Linked DNA regions of Homo sapiens: region 2 is linked to region 1. The links are chromatin contacts, found by Hi-C or POLR2A ChIA-PET in ENCODE. All regions are on one chromosome and are shown on one strand. Each heading gives the region's core, a stretch centred on a gene start or an enhancer-like site at or near the end of the contact. The rest is flanking DNA. Distances are from core to core; before and after follow the strand shown. Region 1 holds the start of GEMIN7-AS1 (GEMIN7 antisense RNA 1). Region 2 holds the start of EML2-AS1 (EML2 antisense RNA 1).

The links. Hi-C counts contacts between places; a loop is a spot of excess contacts on that map. ChIA-PET counts read pairs that join two places held with the same protein, here RNA polymerase II (POLR2A). Pooled maps may share reads with other maps.
Region 2: a loop to region 1 is called in a map with no recorded cell type, with 12 times the contacts of the local background. The contact joins the promoter of EML2-AS1 here to the promoter of GEMIN7-AS1 in region 1. A Hi-C loop is called at or near these places in 2 of 37 single-sample maps with no recorded cell type and 7 of 50 pooled maps. POLR2A ChIA-PET finds 5 or more read pairs at or near these places in 2 of 52 experiments (H1 and activated CD4-positive, alpha-beta T cell).

Annotation. Positions count from the first base shown.
Region 1 is chr19:45,087,414-45,093,136 of GRCh38, forward strand. It overlaps GEMIN7-AS1 (GEMIN7 antisense RNA 1), which reads right to left and starts at 2,978. Exons shown (of 2, transcript NR_134887.1): 1 at 2,656-2,978. It overlaps GEMIN7 (gem nuclear organelle associated protein 7), which reads left to right. Exons shown (of 3, transcript NM_024707.3): 3 at 2,694-4,105. The coding sequence starts at 2,702. The coding sequence ends at 3,097. RefSeq lists silencers at 2,263-2,436, 4,137-4,321 and enhancers at 2,378-3,373, 3,374-4,368, 3,979-4,028, 5,369-5,418.
Region 2 is chr19:45,640,244-45,644,861 of GRCh38, forward strand. EML2-AS1 (EML2 antisense RNA 1) reads left to right here and starts at 1,251. Exons shown (of 2, transcript NR_130729.1): 1 at 1,251-1,523; 2 at 1,982-2,597. It also overlaps a transcript of EML2 not described here. RefSeq lists enhancers at 1,658-1,717, 2,239-3,090, 2,248-2,507, 2,518-2,567, 2,958-3,007 and 2 more.

The DNA of each region.
Region 1 (5,723 bases), core at 1,728-4,227:
ATTATAGGCATGCGCCGCCATGCCCAGCTCATTCATGAATTCTCATTGGTCTCTATGGCAGGCAGTTTCTGGGGGCTGGAGATCCAGCAGTGGGAAAAGCAAGGTGGCCACCTTGAAACTCACGGAGGGAAAGGAGATACAGGCAGATACAGGGAACCGAAAGTGCAAGAGCCCAAGAAGGGATTGCCAGGCATCGCGCCTGAGGATCAGCGAGGAGGCCTGTGTGGCTGGGGTGGGGAGAGCAAGCGTGGTACACCACGAGGGTGCCGGCAGGATCCAGAGCTAAGACAGAAGCCACAAGAGGGCTCCGAGCAGAGGAGGGATATGATCTGACTCAGGCATTAACAGGGTGTTGGGGTGCAGACGGCGGGGGGTGAAGGTGGAAGCCAGGGACCCAGTGAGGAGTTGACTACAGTACTCCAGGCAGGAAGTGTCTGTGGCTGCAGCAGGATGCTGGCAGTGGAGGAGGTGAGAAGTGTTAGGTTGTGAATAAATAAATATGTGTGTGTGTGTATATATAGATATATAATTTTTTTTTTTTTTTTTTTTTGAGACAGAGTCTTGCTCTGTCGCCCAGGCTGGAGTACTGTGGCACAATCTCGGCTCACTGCAACCTCTGCTTCCCAAGTTCAAGTGACTCTCCTGCCTCGGCCTCCTGAGTAGCTGGGATTACAGGTGCCCGCCACGATGCTTGGCTAATTTTTGTATTTTTCGTAGAGACGGGGTTTCACCATGTTGGCCAGGCTGGTCTCGAACTCCTGACCTCAAGTGATCTGCCCACCTCGGCCTCCCAAAGTGCTGGGATTACAGGTGTGAGCCACTGCTCCCAGCCTTATACAATTTTTTTCTCAGCCTTTCTTTGTCTTTTATGACTTTAATATTTTTGAAGAGCCCAGGTTAGTTGTGCTGTTTTTGTTTTTGTTTTTTCTAAGACAAAGTCTCACTCTTGCCCAGGCGTGGAGTGCAGTGGCGCGATCATAGCTCACTGCAGCTTCAACCTTCCAGGGCTCCAGTGATTCTCTTACCTCAGTCTTCTGAGTAGCTGGGACTTCCACGAGTACATTGTCAAGCCTGGCTAATGTTTTTTATTTTTAGTAGAGACGAGGTCTTACCATGTTGCCCAGGCTGCTCTTGAACTCCTGAACGCAAGCAATCCTCTCACCTTGGCCTCCTGAGGTGCTGGGATTATAGGCATGAGCCACCATGCCTATCCCTGTTGTCCTTGTTTGGCCCAGAGGCTGGAAGATCACTTGAGGCCAGAAGTTCAAGACCAGCCTCGGCAACATAGTGAGACCCTGTCTCTTTAAAATTTAAAAAAAAAAGAAAAGGAATAGCACAGAAGTGGTGCCCTGCCTTCTTAGTGTCCCATTCCTGGAGATGTTGGCTTTGATCACTAAGTTAAGGGGGTGCATACCAGGTTCCTCCAGTATAAATTTGTGTTTGCCCTTTACAGTGAATGAATATCTTATAAGTCTGTTAAGACTATGTAGATACCTTATACTTCATCAAACTCCCATCCATGCTTTTTTTTTTTTTTCTTTTTTTTGACACAGAGTCTCACTCTGTCGCCCAGGCTAGAGTGCTGTGGTGCGATCTCTGCTCACTGCAGCCTCCGCCTTTTGGGTTCAAATGATTCTCCTGCCTTAACCTCCCGAGTAGCTGGGACTACAGGCGCATGACACCACACCCGGCTAATTTTTGTATTTTTGGTAGAGGCGGGGTTTCGCCATGTTGACCAGGCTGGTCTCGAATTCCTGACCTCAAGTGATTCGCCCACCTTGGCCTCCCAAAGTGTTGGGATTACAGGTGTGAGCCACCGCACCCGGCCCTATCCACACATTTTTGCATCTATTCCTTTTATATTTATTTACTTGCCAGTCTACAGTAAGGATTATATTTTCCTTCTCTTCCTTATTTATTCATTTATTTATTATTGGTATGGATTCTGGATTTCTGTTTTATCCAGTGGGTTATAATCTGTAACTATCATTATTGTATTGTTCAAATAATTCCAGATTTGGCCACTGGGAGCCCTTTCAAGCTAGCTCATGTGTGAGTGGGAATCTATCTAGAAGATAGAATTTCCTGATGGATTGGGTGGGTTGTGTGTGAGAGAAAGCTGGGGTTTATTCTTTTTTTTAGAGACAGTGTCTCACTCTGTCACCCAAGCTGGAGTGCAGTTGCACAATTACAGCTCACTGCAGCCTCCATCTCCTGGGCTCAACTAATCCTTCTCCCTCAGCCTCCTGAGTAGCCCAGCTAATGTAAAATATATATATATATTTTTAGAAATGGGGTCTCGCTATATTGCCCAGGCTGGTCTCAAACTCCCAGCTTCAAAGTGATCCTCCTGCCTTGGCCTCCCAAAGGGCTGGGATTACAGGCATGAGCCACCATGCCTGGCCAGGTTCATCTTTTGGCAAATATTTATTGCCTATAAGTTGAGATAAAAACATTATAAAAGCAGACAAAGGTCCTTGCCTTCACGGGGCTCATGTTTTTGTGCATGTGACACTTTTGTTTCTGATCCAAGCCATTGGGGGACGATGGCACAGATTTTAGGAGGGTGGATCAGTCTGGGGCAGGTGCAGTGGAGCTGCCTGGTAGACCAGCCTCTGCTTCCACTCCTCCCTCCTCCATTAGCCCCATGCTTACCATGTAATGACTTCCTGCTCTTTTTCTTCACTCAACAGCCAAGACAATGCAAACTCCAGTGAACATTCCCGTGCCTGTGCTCCGGCTGCCCCGGGGCCCTGATGGCTTCAGCCGTGGCTTTGCCCCTGATGGACGCAGAGCCCCCTTGAGGCCAGAGGTTCCTGAAATCCAGGAGTGTCCCATAGCTCAAGAATCCCTGGAATCCCAGGAGCAGCGGGCACGAGCCGCCCTTCGGGAGCGTTACCTCCGCAGCCTGCTGGCCATGGTGGGTCATCAGGTGAGCTTCACGTTGCACGAGGGTGTGCGTGTGGCCGCCCACTTTGGAGCCACCGACCTGGATGTGGCCAACTTCTACGTGTCACAGCTGCAGACTCCCATAGGTGTGCAAGCAGAGGCGCTGCTCCGATGTAGTGACATTATTTCATATACCTTCAAGCCATAAAGATATTGTGTTCACTTTTCTGCTTGAGGCTAAGGCACTGTATCCCAGGCCTCCCAATGTTCCCGAGCCAGGAACTCTGGGCCCCATGGAGTTATGAGCTCCCTTGGAATTTTGAGCCAAGCTTTAAGCAAGTCTGGACTCCTGAGACCTCCTGGGTCTAGTCAGTAAAATTCTGCAACTCTAGGAATTCTAAGATCCCATTGGAAGGAATGCTCTACCTCACAGAACTCTGAACCCTACAGAAATATGGGCCTGCTGCCATTTCCTGAAGACCGGGGCATCGGGGTGGGGTGATAAAGGATACAACCTGCACAGGGGGAAGTTATTAAAGAGGCTGCAAAGTCCAGCCACCCTGAAGATACTCCCCAGTGCTCCCCTCCTGCTAAAGAACCAGTTACCCCAGGAAAATTCGACTCCTGTTTTTCTTTAATTAACTATACCGACGGGGATGGAGTCATCTTTAGGGGCTGGTAGGGTGGTTATCCAAGGGCTGAATCCAGTGGAGCTGGGCCAAGTACGACAGGAGTCCAGATAAAGGTGTAGGGGCTGCACGGCCGCAAGTCTCCTGGAAAGGCTGGAGTGACCGGCATGCCGGGATTGGGAGATTAGGATTTGATTTCATTTTGGGGCGGGCGGTGGCTCGTGCTGGGTCACGTGGTCGTGCCCAAGCGCTCCTCCTGTTGCCCCACCTGTGGTTGCTGTGGACTGCACACGACAGCAGATTCGCTGTCCCCTCGTTGGAGGCGAATGGTCGGACCCCGAGTGGCGGCGCCCCTGATAAAAGGCCGAGGATTCGCGATCAGGGTGCAACTTCACTCCCTCCTCTTTTCTCTCCAGCCTTGCAGCGTGGCCGTTCACATCACGCGCTTCACTAAGCCTCCTATCACTAGTAACCTTTCAGCGCATTGTTTAAAAAGAAAGCAGTTTCTGTCCCTTTCTGTAGTTCCTTTAAGTTCAGGATGTAAGCGAAGCCTTCCATTAAGTAAAGGTGAGTGTCGTTTCGTCTCAGTCGCGAAAGTGCGGCGGCCGATGATGAACCGCGCCAGGAGCAGCCTCAGCGGCCATCAGTCCATTCGCAGCGCCGGCTCCGCCGAGGCCCGGACTTAGCTCTCGAGTTGCCTTGGCGACGACGCAGCTCGCTCCGCCCCAGTTCCCTTTTATGGTTTCAGCCCCGCCTCCTCTAGTTAGCCGGGTGCGCTTCGGCAAGCGTGGCGAAAGTGCGGCGGCGAATGTCAAGCGTTGGGTCTGAGCCTAGGGGTGTGGCTTGAGCTCACGCTGGTTCTTTCTTGCCTCGGTGATCCACCAGCCTTGTCACCCAGGATTTAGGTTGGCAGATTCGTCTCTCGCCTTTGGAATTTCTACCTTCTCCTAGGTTTTGTTTTTTAAAATCAGGCCTATGATACCGCTCATGGGCTCATATTTATTTTAGCATTGTAATTTAAGTTGTATTTTATGCAACTCTACCCCGATACAGAGAGCTGTTGATGTAACTGCAGCGAGCAAATGGAGGACTAGAGACTAGCGAAGGGGCCGAGACTTCGTCTCCAGAGTATCCCTGTCAGCATCCATCAACTGCACTCATATATTGAATGCAGCTCCTATCCGCCTTTCTTTTCGACTTCTTCATGCCGTTACCACTCTTCATCAGTTAGTCTAGCCTCAATGTTTTCATTTATTTCCTTTGTTTTTTTTGGGGGGGGGGGAACGGAGTCTTGCTCTGTCGCCCAGGCTGGAGTGCAGTGGCACGATCTCGGCTCACTAAAAGCTCCGCCTCCCGGGTTCACACCATTCTCGTGCCTCAGGCTCCCGAGTAGCTGGGACTACAGGCGCCCGCCACCACGCCCGGCTAATTTTTTGTATTTTTAGTAGAGACGGGGTTTCACCGTGTTAGCCAGGATGGTCTCGATCTCCTAACCTCGTGATCCGCCCGTGTCGGCCTTCCAAAGTGCTGGGATTACAGGCGTGAGCCACCGCGCCCGGCCCATTTCTTTCCTTTCGTTGAGACAGGGTCTGGCTCTGTCTACCAGGTCGGAGTGCAGGGGCGCGATCATAGCTCAGTGCAGCCTCAACCTACCGGGCTCAAGCGATCTTCCCACCTCCCAAGTAGCTGGAACTACAGGCTCCTGTAACCAGACCCTGCTAATTTTTAAATTTTTTGTAAAGACGGGGCCTTGCTATGTTGCCCAGGCTGGTCTCGAACTCCTGGACTCAAGCGATCTTCCCGCCTCAGCCTTCCAAAGTGCTGGGATTATAGGCGTGTGCCGCCGCGCCCCGCCAGGTGTTTTCAGTTCTATGCACTCCATTCCCTGGGCTCTTGACGAATGTGCGGGAGCTGAATATTCGTTATTTGGACTCCGGCAGGAAGGCGTGGGCTCAGCTTCGCGCTTGCGCGCTGCTCTTGGAGACGGCGTCTACTTCGCCCCGCCCCTCATAGTCTGCAGTTCCGGCTCTGCAGATTCGCTGCTCACGTTTCTTTTTTCCGTGGCCCTTCCTGCCCTTTGTTTCTCTCTTCATGTCACCCGCGGGACAACTCTACGTGCAAGTCGCTGAAATCGATTTTCTGCTTCTTATAGTAAGCGGCGGGCTCGCCAGCCTCGAGCGAAAGTGTGACTGCGAACGGGCAGGC
Region 2 (4,618 bases), core at 1-2,500, 550 kb after region 1:
GGTGTGGCTCTGTCGACCAAACTGGAGTGCAATGGCGTGATCATGGCTCACTGAAACCTCGAATTTCCTAGGCTTAAGTGAGCCTCCTGCCGCAGCCTCCCAAGTAGCTGGGTCTACAAGCGAAGGCCAGCACGCCCGGCTATTTTCTTTCTCTCTCTTTTTTTTTTTGTTTTTTGTTTTTTGTTTTTTGTTTGTTTGTTTAACGGAGTCTTGCTCTGTCAGCAGGCTGGAGTGCAGTGGCGCGATCTCAGCTCACTGCAACCTCCGCCTCCCGGGTTGAAGTGATTCTCCTGCCTCAGCCTCCCGAGTAGCTGGGACTACAGGCACGCGCCACCACGCCCATTTTTGTATTATTAATAGACAGGGGGTTTCACCATGTTGGCCAGGATGGTCTCGATCTCTTGACCTTGTGATCCACCCGCCTAGGCCTCCCGAAGTGCTGGGATTACAGGCGTGAGCCACCGCGCCAGGCCTAATTTATTTTCATTTTTAGTAAAGACGAGGGCTCGCTATTTTGCCCAGCCTGGTCTCGAACTCCTGAGCTCAAGCGATGATTCCCGCCTCCGCCTCCCAAACTGCTAGAATTATATAGCCTTAGTTTTTGACTCTGTCCAGATCTTCAGTATGGCCCCGCCTCTGGAGTTGACCACGCCTGTCATTCTGAGCCTCCCTTCTAACCCTGTCCCTGAGTTGACTCAGTTGCTTGAGAATTGACTGCTACCTCCCGCCAACGCTCCTTCTCCGGCCCGCCAGGCATTCTGATTACGTCCATTTTCACGTATTCCTTATGTGAATACCTTCGAGGCCTCCAAGTTGGCTGCACCTCTTGGCATTTGACCACGCCCCTACGGCCCCGCCCAACCTTTAAGCCACGCCCTTTTCAACCTGGCAGTGCCCCCCGATTTTGATGTCAAAGCTTCTGGAATCTGGAATGCCTCCACCTGGTCTCAGCCTCTGTTACTCCGTACCCCAGATTTTAATTTCGCCCAGGCGAACACTGTGGCTGCACCCTTAAATTCCTCAGACTCCCTCTTTCCTTGTAGAAACTCTGTGGCTGCTGCCTTGACTTCATCCCTGAAACTCAACGGGGCCTCTCCTGTACCTTAATAACCACGCCCATAAGCCAAGCTCCTCCCTGACTTCCTCACCCAGTAGACCTGACCGTCCAGCTTCTAAAAACTCTGGCCACGCCCCTCAATATTGACTCCGCCCTCCCAGACCTTCCACTGTTACCGTGCCACCTCAAGATTGGTCCCTCCAAGGCTCTGGCACCGTCCCCGCTTTTGAACTAGCTGGCCCCACTCTAGGTTACGACCTCGTGGCCTGGGGCATGACTACATTTCTCGACCATTTCCTCCCTATCTCTTTCTGCGGCTTGACGCCGCCCCAGTCCTTACCCTTCCTTTTTGGCGCTACAGTTGCTGCTGGAGGATGTGGTCCGGCTGCGGGGGTCCTCACGGCGCACCGAGGCGAGGCGCTCTGGTGACAAGTAGCGGCGGACACTGCTAAAAGAGAGCACACAGGTGGGGGCAGAGCCTTCTAGGCCAGCAGGCGAGTGCCGTGAGCAAGCGAGATTCTCCCTGCACCCTCTGCTGCTGGAGCTCAGGCAAACAAACCACCTCTGTCTCCCACGAGGTCTTGGAAGAGGCTGGGGGTCCCGGCCTTGTGCCTTACCTGCGCCCGGAGGTCGCCTCCTTCTTGGGAGAGGATGGGGACGTGGCATAGCCACCCACGCGCCGCGGGGGTCCCGAGCCATTAAGGGGCGTCCTGGTGGGAAGGCCTTTCAAGAGCTGACACACTGGAGGGATGGGGTTAGGGGACAGAAGAGGGTGAGTATAAGGACCAGGCCCCGGTCCTCCCCATCCCACCCCTCCAGTCTAACGGGGATACCCGAGGCAGTGGTGCCTAAGCGCGGAGGCGCCCGGCCCTTGGGGGTGCCCCGCGCGCGTAGCGCCGCTCCCTGTTCTTCGCATGCCCGCAGGCGACGCAGAGCATCCGCCAGCGCCGCCTTTAGGACCGCCAGCTCGTCTTCCTGTAACTGCAGCCGCTGCTCCAGCGCCGACACGCGGTCGTCCACTTCCATACCGCTCGTGCCCGACAAATTGTCATCTGGAAGACGGGGGAGTGCCGGCTGCAGGGCCACCCAGGAGCTCCAGTGCCCAAGGGGTCCCTCCCGCCTTCCTGGGTCTAAGCGGGGGGCCAGCCACGCCCCTTTCCTGTCCCGCTACCTGGGGCTGGGACACTTGGACATGAGCCAAGGAAGAGGACTCTGAAGGGGGAAGGAAATCCCCACAGCTCTCCAACCCATCCGCACACTCCTCTCTGCCACAGCGCGCTGGCCGTGTGACCTTGGGGAAGTCCCTTCCCTCTTATTTTCTAAGAGTCTGTGAACCCAGGAGCCTCTCGCTCTGGCTTTAAGATGCTATGACTAAGACGTGACCAGGCGCAGTGGCTCACGCCTGTAACCCCAGCACTTTGGGAGGCCGAGGCGGGCGTATCACGAGGTCAGGAGATCGAGACCATCCTGGCCAACATGGTGAAACCCCGTCTCTACTAAAATAAAATTAAATTAAAAATAAAATAAAATTTAAAAAAAAGCCGGGCGTGGTGGCGCGTGCCTGTAGTCCCAGCTACTCCGGAGGCTGAGACGGGAATCGCTTGAACCCGGGGGGTCGGAGGTTGCCGTGAGCCAAGATCGCGCCACTGCACTCCAGCCTGGCCACAAAGCGAGACTCCGTCTCAAAAAAAAAAAAAAGAAAAAAGAAAAAGAAAAAAAAGATTCTTTGATTTTATGACTAAGACGTTAAGTATCTATGAGTGATAAGAGCATTTGCAAAATGACACCAACCTACTCCTAATGACACTAAAGTTCTAGAATTGATCCCCAACATCCTCCGACGAAGATTCTGTTATGAATACCAACGTCTCTTCACTGTTTCTAAGACTTTCCAAGCCAAAAGGTCATGCCTAGCCTCCCCGTTTCCCCTCCTCTCCTCACCCTGGGGTTCGACCCTAGAGCCAGCTGCAAGGACAGAGCTTCGGCGGCCCCTGGCGGCGGACTTGGGGGTTGCAGGCAGCGCATGGCAGACCCAGAAGACCCAAGGGAGATGCAGACCGGATTGACAACCAAACTCTTCCCCAGCAGGCATTCCTCTTTTCTGTTCCCCTTCTTTATTTCGCCTCTGTACCCCGCGCCCCAGATTTGGCTCTCCAGCCTATGGGTGCAGCCAAAATGACTCCCCGAGTCGCCCCCCCAACCCCGCTCATTTTCCCAAAGTGGGAGGGGCGGAGACCGAAGTGGCCCCTCTCCCCCTTTTCCCGCAGAATACTCATACCCAGACTCATTGCTGACCACAACCAAGGAAGCCCTGGTTCCCAGCCTGGTGGAAGTAAAGGTGGTAGCTTAGACGGGGACAGGGCGTGGAGCTCGCCCCTGCCATCCCGCGTCCACAGGCCGCGCAGCTGGCCCTCTGGGCTCCGCAGTGCAGCCGCCGCTCCTCCCTCCTTCCCTTCGTAGCCCAATCGCCTGCCGAGGCTTGCCCGCCCTGCCCCCCACTCAGCGCCTCCCAGGTCCGGTGCCTGGACCTGCAGAGGGAGGTGGGAGCCTCCTGAGGTCAGAAGGAGTGAGCCGTCAGGACTTAGAACTCGTAACAGGGGGAAACCTCTAGGGGTCTTGTTGGCATCACGTTTTGCAGACGGGAAACTAAGGAAGGAGGCTAGTAGGAGTGTGCAGAGACACGCCAAAGATCACTCAGCCCGTAGGTGGGGGCTGGGGACCCAATCACCTCCTGTGCTCAGCCTGGTCCTACCTACCATTAATTATACGACCAGAAAAATGGCATCTGTTACTGTGAGCTTACATGTGCCAGGCACTGCTCACGCAAAACATTTAGCACGTTCCCGGCTCATGTTGATGCTCGATAAATCCAGAATAGGATTAACTATTTTTATGATACCTAATGCTTTTGGCAACTCTAGTAGTTGTAGTAGCATAATCCATTTTAGGAGGAGAGGAGGAGGAAGGTTACTGAAGCCCAGAAAGGTGACGTTACTTGTTACACGGACACACAGCCGTTCAATGGAAGAACCCATACTCAACAGGAATGGCCACCCTGTCATTCTGGCTCTTAGAGGGACAGAGGAGGACAAAATAAGCATTCTGGGTCCCCTGCCAATTCCAGTGGTCCCTGGCACTAGGGTGTGTGCCCAGAGGACTGAACCTCCAAACTGAGTTAATAGAGGTGCTTTCATCTTGACCCTTCTGCCCCACCCAGAGAGGCCAGCTGCACTGTCAGGCCTTGGCCAGCCCATCCTACCAACCCCCACACCTCCACCATCCCCATCCCTGTGACTCAAGCCCTCCGCTCCCTCCTGACCATCCCCCCATCCTCAGCCTTTTCCCAGAGACCAGGCCTCACTTCCCACTTTTCCCTCCCAACTCCCCTCTTCTCCTATCTCCCCTCACCTGAGCCCGACACCCACAGTGGTCCTTCTGGTATCACACCCATTTGTCTAGGGAGAAGGGATGGTGCTAATGCATGGGAGGGCCAGGGCCAGAGGATTTGGGAGGTATCCTAGAAGCAAAGTCCTCTGGCCGTCCCTTTCCAGTCCCACACTC